Regions from separate parts of the Homo sapiens genome. Here region 1 is linked to region 2. Evidence: chromatin loops called from intact Hi-C (ENCODE). Cell type or tissue: B cell. All regions are shown on one strand. Links, peaks and the distances in the headings refer to the core of each region. The heading gives the core; the rest is flanking DNA. Region 1 overlaps LOC105374910 (a long non-coding RNA gene). Region 2 overlaps TXNDC5 (thioredoxin domain containing 5).

Evidence for each region. Hi-C counts contacts between places; a loop is a spot of excess contacts. Peaks named below come from ENCODE experiments on the same cell type or tissue, not always from the same donor. Only the 100,000 strongest peaks of a DNase experiment are listed, where the experiment ranks them.
Region 1: it touches region 2 in a loop (10-fold over the local background); 7 of 110 quality-filtered maps call a loop at or near these places.

What each region holds. Positions count from the first base shown.
Region 1 is chr6:8,216,525-8,221,907 of GRCh38, reverse strand. The region is part of intron 2 of LOC105374910 (a long non-coding RNA gene); the gene reads right to left. Among named protein-coding and RNA genes, the nearest start is that of EEF1E1-BLOC1S5, 120 kb to the right of the region's middle. In B cell, for the core only: CTCF peaks have their summits at 2,144 and 2,344 (motif pointing right); a DNase peak (open chromatin) is centred at 2,357.
Region 2 is chr6:7,898,708-7,904,090 of GRCh38, reverse strand. TXNDC5 (thioredoxin domain containing 5) reads left to right here. Exons shown (of 10, transcript NM_030810.5): 3 at 4,410-4,515. BLOC1S5-TXNDC5 (BLOC1S5-TXNDC5 readthrough (NMD candidate)) reads left to right here. Exons shown (of 13, transcript NR_037616.1): 6 at 4,410-4,515. Among named protein-coding and RNA genes, the nearest start is that of TXNDC5, 9.4 kb to the left of the region's middle. In B cell, for the core only: no CTCF peak of the experiment used is centred there; DNase peaks (open chromatin) are centred at 3,300 and 4,860; H3K27ac peaks cover 863 bases.

The DNA.
Region 1 (5,383 bases), core at 100-5,099, 320 kb before region 2:
GCAAGATTCCACCTTTACAATATTTTAATAAGCTGGGAGTGGTAGCACATGCCTGTAGCCCCAGCTACTCGGGAGACTGAGGCAGGAGGATCCTTGACCCCAAGAGTTTGAGGCTGCAGTGAGCTATGATTTGATTATAACCCAATGAAGCTGGTTTCTCTCATCAATAAGACTTTGGACAGTGATTTGCATATGCCTGATGGAGCTATAACATTTGCTTCAAAGTTTGCACCAAGAACTGTAGATGCCGCTCACTAGAATATTCAGACATCTGGCTTTGTATAAAAATGACTGGGGCTGGGCACAGTGGCTCAAGCCTGTAATCCCAGCACTTTGGGAGGTAGAGGTGGGAAGATCGCTTGAGTCCAGGAATTCGAGACCAGCCTAGGTGACATAGTGACATCCCATCTCTACAAAAAAATTAAAAGGCATGGTGGTGTGCACCTATAGTCACAGCTACCTGGGAGGCTGAGGCAGGAGGATCACTTGAGCCCAGGAGGTTGAGGCTGCAGTGAGCCATGATCATGCCACTGTACTCCAGCCTGGGTGACAGAGCGAGAACTTGTCTCAAAATAATAATAACAATAATGCCATCCCAACTACAGAATTGATGGGATTCTGTAGTTCAGAGGCTGTCTATTAAGATACCAGAAATTACTTCATCTATGTGAATGCTCAGTTCACTTTTCAAATAAACACTGATTTCTACAATTTGATGTTTAATCAGATGCTCAGCCTAATCAGTATGCACTTTACCTATTTGAAAGAGTACATTCAACAGTGACCACAAAATGTTACTCTCCACAGTTAACCCTGCCTTTCTCAAGTCTAGATAAGCTTTTGCATTCTAGACTATGGTATGTCTGTTACATGTGTATGGCAGATCCATCTTACAACTCTAGCCCAAAAATCTATTTTTGTACTATCCTTGAGCTTAGGATAGGGTTTCAAGATTCTCATTCTACCTCAGATTGTGCCTTATTTATCTAAAATCCTTGCTGAAGTTTCACTGGGTGAGGGGTATTGTAATTAATATCACTGAAGAAAAAAAACCAGAAATGGTAATTTACTATCACCAATCCAGATGTTAACTTTTGATCTTTTGTCCTAGTGCAAAGATTGCCTTTAAAATCAGAGCCAGAAGAATTTTAGACAGTGCTGCTAAATCAGCCCAATCAATGAGGTAGTGTTCTGAAGTTCACCTTGCAGAATTAAACTTGAAATCATACTTTTTTCTACTCCTGTCAAATCCTAATTTTCTTCTGTCTGAAACAGATATATTTTGAAGAAATTTTTTTTTTTTTTTTTTTTTTTTTTGCTCTAGCTTTGCATAGGCCTTTGGCTGAAAGCAGTCATGCTGTTATTTAACCTGGCCTGCTGGGATTCTTGAGGTTATGAAGGCTTTTAAAAAGGTTATAATCTTAGAAGTTATAGTATAAATTTGCATTCCATTCAAGTAGAAAATGAAAAAACAGACACTGTTAGAAAAAGAGTAAAATGCATTCATCTGATTTTTAAAAAATATAAATTGTGGATAAAGATTTTCTTTTGTGTAGGCATATAAAACAAAGTATGCATTTCTGGTTTGAAACTTTGGTGTTCTTTATTCAAGATCACTTCATCTTCACTCAAAGAGGCGATATCTTGTTAATGTATCTCCATTTCTAGCACACTGACATCAGTAACATGTCATATCAAGGGCATAATGTCATATTATATTGTAATAAGTCCTTCCTTCTCAATCTTTTGTCTCTGTGTGTAAGACAGGGCCTCTCTCTGTCGCCCAGGCTGGAGTGCAGTGGTGCGATCAAGGCTCACTGCAACCTCAACCTCCTGGGCTCAAGCAATCCTCCCACCTCAGCCTCCAGAGTAGCTGGGACCACAGCCATGCACCATCATGCTCAGCTAATTTTTGTATTTTTTGCAGACATGGGGTGTCACTATATTGCCCAGGCTGGTCTCAAACTCCAGGGCTCAAATGGTCTGCCCTCCTTAGCCTCCCAAAGTGCTGGGATTACAGGTGTGCACCACCATGCCCACCCTGGGATGGCATTATTTTTATTTCTAGTCCTTAGTTGTATCTGAATGTAATTAAATATCATAGGTATAACACAAATGGCAAATGTCTGTGGATAGACAAGCTGTGAGAAGCATATTAGAGGTGATTGTTTTAATTTTAACGTATTTCCAATCTCCAAACAGAATAATGGTACCTGATGAGTATTCTTTAGAATAAGAAAAATAAATATCTCCAAGGAGGAAAGAATTGGTAGCTGAGGAAATAATGGTTATGTTTTAAATTCGGTTAATACAGGGTTGGGGAAACTCTACTATGTCAATCCATGTTGAACCACCAGGTGGCACACTACTGCCTTCTTTCCACCATTCAACCACAGAAAAAGAAAATGCCGTTGGGAGATGTTGGGTTTAGTTTATTGGTTGCTTTTTACACAGAAAATTCACCAAAACCAACTTAGCCACATGAAGATATGAAGCTACAAGTGGTTCTTTCTCAGCTTTAATATTTTTATTACTATCAGTAGAATTTATATTGCTTTGCTTTTTCTTTAAGCTTTGAGCCATCAAGACGTAAACACACCAACAGAAATGCTAATAAAAACAAGCTCATTGATTACTCTTTACATGAAAGCAGAAACAACTGGGGAAATAATTTTACTTTTCAGAATACTTAAGGATTACCGGCATTTAATACTCTACACGAGCATTTCATATTTGCAAAGTGTATTGTTATATATTTATAAGTAATTACTCACAATAATGAATGTGGTGGCATTTTTTAAAACCCATATGCAATCTAGGTCAAATTCTGAACATTGCACAGATTTCTCTAGCTTTTTGCAACATTTATTCAATGACTTCATTGGCAAACTAACCAGAATCAACCCAATTTTTAAAATACTTTTAACGGAATTCTATGTTTATACTGATTTAGATTCAGCAATTGTCATAATGCCTTACAAATAGTCTTTCCGCCTAAAAGTAAATACGTCTTTAACTCCAGTTTACTGAAAAAAGTACCCTTTTTGCTTACTGAAGTATATCAAACACATTTTGGATTTACCTCAGTTGACTAAGTCCTGGCAATCGGTAAATTAACTAGCACTTTAAACAGAACTTTTAATGTCCATTGATGAAATGGGCTGCACAAATGAGAAATTAGCTTCTTTCAGTTCTAAAATCACAAGGCAGAATGAGGTGAATTCTAGTCCCAGTTTTGCCACCAGCTAGCTGTGTTGCCTCAGGCACATTATTTAAACTCTTTATACCTTCTTTCTCTCAAGTGAAAAATTAAATAAAGTGGAATCTTTCTAAGGTTCTATTTTACTTTTAAAACTGTATGATTTTATTTTTATATTTGAATCTTATATTGTGAAGCATAGTAAAGTATTTCAAAGTAATTCATCAAAGTAGGAAAAGCTAGGAAAAATTCCTAAAGCAATGACCCCCTCGAGTGATGGCAGCAGTGTGCAGACAGCTTGGAGTCTTCTGCATCTCCTCTGATGAGTAAAACCAAGAGCTCTCACCACACAAAGGAAGAGCTCTACACACACCTTTTGCTTTACAATTTCTTCACTTACTCTGGCTAATTGATATCTAGCCACCTCAGAATGAATTCATTAAGCTCTTTCTCTAGCTGTCTTGCACAGAATTTTCAGTAGTATAGATCTGTTTAACAGATTCCAACTGCTGGAACCCACAATGCAAGCTTCCAGAATGATTGATAGCCATAACTTGAGAAATGTATGTTGTGTTCGGTGAAACTCCGTCTCTACTAAAAATACAAAAAATTAGTCGGATGTGGTGGCGGGCGCCTATAGTCCCAGCTACTCGGGAGGCTGAGGCAGGAGAATGGCATGAACCTGGGAGGCGGAGCTTGCAGTGAGCGGAGATCCTGCCACTGCACTCCAGCCCAGGCAACAACGAGACTCTGTCTCAAAAAAAAAGAGAAATGTATGTTGTGTTCATGTAAGATGGTCCTATAGGCACTACATCCCTTTTCTCATAATGCGAATGAAAACGAGTTATTTTCTTATGTTCGAGTTGCATTATATCTCATATATTGAGTTTACAAAAGCAAAAATTCCTGAATCCCTCAAAATTGAGAATGACTATACTTACACTAGCCAGATACAAAATCTCTACTAAGTAAACAGACCCACATGTTTTATTTGCAGACTTATGTTTTTATATCTTCTGTTGGGGAATATGTTTCTTCTTTAAACAAACAAGGGCTTCTTTCCCCATTGATTGTGTACTTCTGATGATGTTTTAAAAAAGACTTTCACAAGGGAGGGATGGGTCCTTAATCAAGACTTTAAAATGAGGGCAATAAATATATTTTATTGGTTATAATACCTTTTTCTTTATTAGAAGGATAACAGACTGCTGGTTAACTGGTCATGAAATATTAATTAAAAAGAAAAAATATATGATAGAAGTATCTCAGTGAGTGCTAACTCATGCTTTTTTTTTTATTATTATACTTTAAGTTTTAGGGTACATGTGCACATTGTGCAGGTTAGTTACATATGTATACATGTGCCATGCTGGTGCGCTGCACCCACTAACTCGTCATCTAGCATTAGGTATATCTCCCAATGCTATCCCTCCCCCCTCCCCCCACCCCACCACAGTCCCCAGAGTGTGATATTCCCCTTCCTGTGTCCATGTGATCTCATTGTTCAATTCCCACCTATGAGTGAGAATATGCGGTGTTTGGTTTTTTGTTCTTGCGATAGTTTACTGAGAATGATGATTTCCAATTTCATCCATGTCCCTACAAAGGACATGAACTCATCATTTTTTATGGCTGCATAGTATTCCATGGTGTATATGTGCCACATTTTCTTAATCCAGTCTATCGTTGTTGGACATTTGGGTTGGTTCCAAGTCTTTGCTATTGTGAATAATGCCGCAATAAACATACGTGTGCATGTGTCTTTATAGCAGCATGATTTATAGTCATTTGGGTATATACCCAGTAATGGGATGGCTGGGTCAAATGGTATTTCTAGTTCTAGATCCCTGAGGAATCGCCACACTGACTTCCACAATGGTTGAACTAGTTTACAGTCCCACCAACAGTGTAAAAGTGTTCCTATTTCTCCACATCCTCTCCAGCACCTGTTGTTTCCTGACTTTTTAATGATTGCCATTCTAACTGGTGTGAGATGATATCTCATAGTGGTTTTGATTTGCATTTCTCTGATGGCCAGTTTACTGGGATTTTTTTTCTGCATAAAGTTAAAGGTATGTGGACCCAGTCATGTCACCCACAGGGAAACACCAGCTGGTCTCGTAGCTCGCATACTAGAGGCTCATCTGGTGACAGCAAGCCATGGAGTCTTCTCTGCACCAACAT
Region 2 (5,383 bases), core at 320-5,319:
CAATTCTAGAAATAGAATTGTTCTCTTATTAAACAGAAAGAAAGGACTATTTAAAAGGCTGTGGAGGAACCTCTGAGAGCCAGCTCCAGGGGCCTGGGGTCTGTTTCTCCTGCACCTCCCTTGAGATGACGGCTTTCCAGGCCTGTATCTCTGTTTGCACAGAAGGGCCCACCACTGACTGGCCCTGCTTGGCTGGAATGTTCGTTCCAGGAATAGTCACTGTGGCCAGGGAAACAGGAGCTTATAGCAAGACACATGCCCATTCACACCATGTGCCAAGTGTTGGAGGGAAAAGCAGTTCTTCAAAAAAGAGAAGAAGCTGTTTCTGAAGGAGGTGGAGGGATTGCCACGGTCACTTCCTTGCTGTTTGTTTCAATTGAGGAATGAAGTCAATTCTATACAATTTATTGCTTAATTGAATAATATAGGGGTCCATCAATAAAGCAAAAAATTGGAGCTTATATTCAAACCTGGGAGGCAGAAAAGTGGAGGGATCTCCAGGCTTGAACCTAGAAGTCGTAGTCAAATCCCAGCTCTACCATTTACTTACCACCCAGCTCTGACCTCATCACTTAACCTGTAAGTAAGGTGATCCCCCAAACATTGTTACAGGACTTACATGGAATGTGTGCAGACACCAATCTGAGCACACCCAATACATGTTAGGGTTTTCCCTACCATTTGGAAATGTGGGCGTTTCCACAAAGGACCCTGGAATTCTTGGTCTTTGGTGACTGCTTGCTAATGTAAGTGCCATAATTTGGGTTTACTTTAAATCAGATCAATGGAGATAAAATTGCTTACTATCTGTATCTACGTAAAAGCATTAACTATTCTATGCTTTATAGTATTGCATTGAAAGTATGGATCAAGAGCATCCCAAAGAAGCAGGTAGTGAGCAGAGATGAGGGCGAGGAGGTGAATGCTTACCTGTTGAGAAACTGTTGCTTTCAAAGTTCAGGGGCAGCAGGGGTGAGCTGGCTGTGGTGTCTTTCCTCTTAACCTGCTGACCATCTGTGGCCTGAGACTATGTGCATCACACACCATGCCACAGGGAAGGTGACACAGGACCTGTAATGGAGCTGAGAGTGGTATGTGTTATGGGGCTTCAGAGAAGGAAGTGAAGGCTTCCACCTCAGCCTGGCCATAACAGCTGTCAGCTGCAATATCAGCTACTCCATAGTTGGTATTCACCAAAAACCATCACAAATTTAAAAAGTCACAAATGTAAAAAGTCACAAATTTAAAAAGGCCCATGTTGGATCATGTGTTTAGATTTTTAATGAGAAGAGCTGGTCTCCCCAAGTAAACCATGGCTGGTTTTGTGTTATTAAAAAGAACAAAAATGAACGTACACCACACTGAACACAGTTTGGGAAGGAACCTCTGTGACCATCACTGCCCTGCAGAAGCTCCAAGAACAGATTATTTTCCCCCCGAGAATGCAGGAGGTGGAATGTGCTGTGTGCAATGTGGTCGCACTGGGGCATCTGTAGATTGACTTGAGCGAGCTTTGACTCCTCTAAGACAAGTGCCCATCCCATAGAGTGGTTGTGAGGCCCGAGGCAGGTGACGACTGTACCTGCCTGAGTCCAGGCATGTGTCAGGACATGAGCTTTCACGTTATTCTTTCCTGGCAAGTGTAACTGGAGTAAAGGATTGGAGGGGCAGGGAGTTTGGGCTCCCACGCTCCCTAGAGATGGCTGGCTGTGCTCAGGAAAATGTTTTGAGGTCTTCCTGTTGGGCCAGTCATGAATCATTACAGCAGGGCAGGACTGACGGGGGGAACTACCTGTGTTAGTTTCCTAGGCTGCTGTAACAAAGTTCCACAAACCGGGTGGCCAGAAACAATAGAAATGTATTCTCTGCAGTCCTGGAGGCCAGAGGTCCTAAATCAAGGAGCCAGCAGGGTCATGCTCCCTCTGAAACCTGTAGGGGAATCCTCCCTTGCCTCGTCCTGGCTCCTGTTGGTTTCCTGGTCATCTTTGGCGTTCCTTGGCTTGTAGATGCATCACTGCCGTCCTCTGTCCTCACATGCCCTTCTCTCTCTGTGTGTGTGTGTCTCTCTGTGTCCAAACCCTTCTTACAAGGACACCAGTCATGCTAGATTGGGGCCCATCCTAGTGACCTCATTTTAACTTGAATATCTCTGTAAAGACCTTATTCTAAATAAGGTCACCTTCTGAGATTGATGGTTATGACTTACACAGATCTGTCTTGCAGGACACAGTTCAACTGATAACACTGTCTACGGTAGTAGAACTTTCATCATGCTGTTTGCCAAGGCAGTACCTACATGGGGATTTTCTCCCTGCAGTCTCCTTGAAAAAGGAGACTCAAATGCCCATGTGGAGGCTTGGTAATAGCGGAAATCTGGGGCAATACTTTGTTTGGGCTTGTACCCTGTGGCCCAGTCTCCATCACCTCCCTCACCCCTGTCGACAGTGAGAATTGAAGTCAGATGTCCCAAACTCACTGCAAGGTCTGGACCAGAAGTGTCCGCTCTGTCCCTGGGCTCTGTGAACTTACCGAGGAAGAATCTCAGACTTCCTGGGCAGGTTAGAACGATTATCAGTCCAACAACAAGAAGATGGTTTTTTTTAAATTATTTGTTTTGCAAATGAATAGCAAATTACAAAAAAATCATAGGCTAGGTCTTACTGTATTTTACTTTTAGCAAAGACACAAGTGTGACCGTCCCTGGTCCTTTCTGATGTCTTGAGGATCCACCCATTTCCCTTCCTGAAGAGCGTTAGCGGGAGGCAGAGCCGTGCAGGAAGCAGTTTCTGTTTCCAGGTGCGGAACACACCTTGTGGGAGCCTGGGGAGGTGCCAGGCTAGGTGAGGGCAATCATCTTTGATACCGCAGATGTTGCAGTTGCTTATCATGTTGAACTTCGTGACGTAGCCGGTGTACTGGCCAAATCTAGTTAAGTTTTGGCTGTTTTTTGTGGTTATGAGAGTCTGAGCTGCTGAGGAAGCTGGGTGTATATTCTGCACTGGAGACACATTAGGGACCCTACCTATGCCCCATCATACCATCTTAGGTTCTGGGTAAGGCCAGTATGCTGATACTAATTTCAAAGCCTAATCTAGCCATGTGACTTCATTTTAAGGAGAATTAGCCATTTTTTTTTGGACTGAATGTGTGTGTACCCCAGCATTCATAGGGGAAATCCTAATCCCCAATGCTGGCAATAGGAGGTGGGGCCTTTGAGAGGGAGCAGGTTATTAGGGTGGAGCTCTCATGAATAGGGTTGCATACCTTATGAAAGAGGCCCCAGAGAGTTCTGTTTCCCCTTTTGCCATGTGAGGGCACAGCAAGAAGACACCATCTGTGAACCAGAAAGCCCTCACCAGACACTGACTCTGCTGGCACCTTGATCTCAGACTTCCCAGTCTCTAGAGCTAGGCGAAATAGATTCTGTTGTTTCTAAGACACCCAATCTGTGGTCTTCTGTTACAGCCGTTGAACTAAGACACTATTCAAACCTTCATGTCAGATTTTACATATGTTGCCGTCTTACAATTCTGATACCGTACATTGGGCATTTACTCACAAAATCCACATACGCGCTGTAGAAGTGGCAGGGGTGTTTAGATGAGCAGGCTTGCTAACAAATGGTACTCTGTATTTCTTTTTTCTTCTATTGGTAGTCACATTTTTGCCTATCCTTGACACCTTCTATGAATTTTTATCTAGAGTATTAGAGCACGTTTTCCCGTGACTGCTGGAGGGATACAGGAACTGAGTGTTAATTTCATCCTCTGGTGATGTCTTTTGCTTATGGTTAAAGGACCTACTCCCGTATCCTCTCTGCAGATTCCTTCAGAGGCCAACATTTGTAGGAAAAAGAAAAGATTCCTTCTCTATGGGAAGGTGAATGGACAGCATCAGTCAATGTCAAGGATGTTCTTATAGCTGGAAACTTGAATTCTCACAGTAACTGGATATTCAGGCCTTGTAAGAGTTGAATACCTGCCAGGTGGCCTGGAAGAATACCTTAATTGCAAAACAACACCGTGTCTGCTCCAGTCCTAATTTGAACACAGACAACAACTGCTGAAGCCGGGAAAGCATAACAGTAGCTTGCAGGGAAGGCCCGAGGCTGCTGCAGAGGAGCACTGAGTACTGTAGCTTTTGAGGCCTCAGTCACAGCAGCGGGCTGGAAGTTTTCACCTCATTTTAGTTTTCCTTGAATAAAACCAGAAACTTCTGAAAGTTTAGGATTAACTGAATGTATTATCTCCTGGAACGTTATGTTTGTTTCCTTTTTATCAGAGAGGAGCAGATACATGCCTGGCTGCAGCCCCTTGACAGCTCATTTTCTGATTGTTTCACTAAATGAGTTTGCTCTCTGATAAGACAACTTTCTTTTTGCTCTGTCTAATCCTTTGTTATTCTTTCAGCTTAAAGCTTTTCAAGCCAGGCCAAGAAGCTGTGAAGTACCAGGGTCCTCGGGACTTCCAGACACTGGAAAACTGGATGCTGCAGACACTGAACGAGGAGCCAGTGGTGAGTGTCTACCTCCTTCCCTCCCTCCCTCCCTCCCTCCCTCTCTCCCTGCCTACATCTTTGGGGTAATATGTAACGGGGCAGAGGCCAGTTGAGGTTAATGATTAAGGCTGCCATTTTAAAGCAACTCTACTTTTTTTGGAGCTTATTGGTATTACAGGTAAAGATGAACTTTTACAGAAACTTTTTGGTGTGGAAATACCTAAATGTGCACAAAAGTCAAGAGAAGGCTAAACCCTGAGTTTCAGCAGTTACCACCATTTTGGTGTTTGTCTTCCCCACCACCCTGCGCCTTGTTTGGCTGTAGTCAGTCTTCAGGGAAGTCACTTGTGTGGCCTCACAGATAAGCACTTACTCTTTGTTAACACTGCCACCCTGCCACTGTCACAGGTAATACAGTTCACAACTGTACCCCAGCATCAGAGACTGACTCTGGACCACCTGGGGTCAGGGCTGGGCCCAGCCTAGAATCTCCTATCCAAGCCAGCACTGGAGCCTCCTCCCATCCCCCCGACCTTTGCCCTCCACCACCTGCAGCCCTCTGGCTCGGGCCTAGCCCGACAGCTGTACCCGTAGGGTGGATCCTTCCTTTTCTTCTCGGTGCTCAGTCCCCGAGTCTCTAATGGGCTTTGCTTATAACATCATTTTGTACCATTAATACTCTGTGTCTTAATGCACTTCCCTTACTAAGGCTAATATCAGGAGATTGTAGACTCTTAGAATATTATGTACTAAAAAGGATTTATAATCCTCCCCCTCCCCAGTTGATGTTGGAAGTCTTCACTTTTTTATAAATCATCATGATCATAAACCACTGGTTAAGTGTTCCTTTGTGGGTGGTGCCTTCTGATTAATGCCGAGTGCTCAG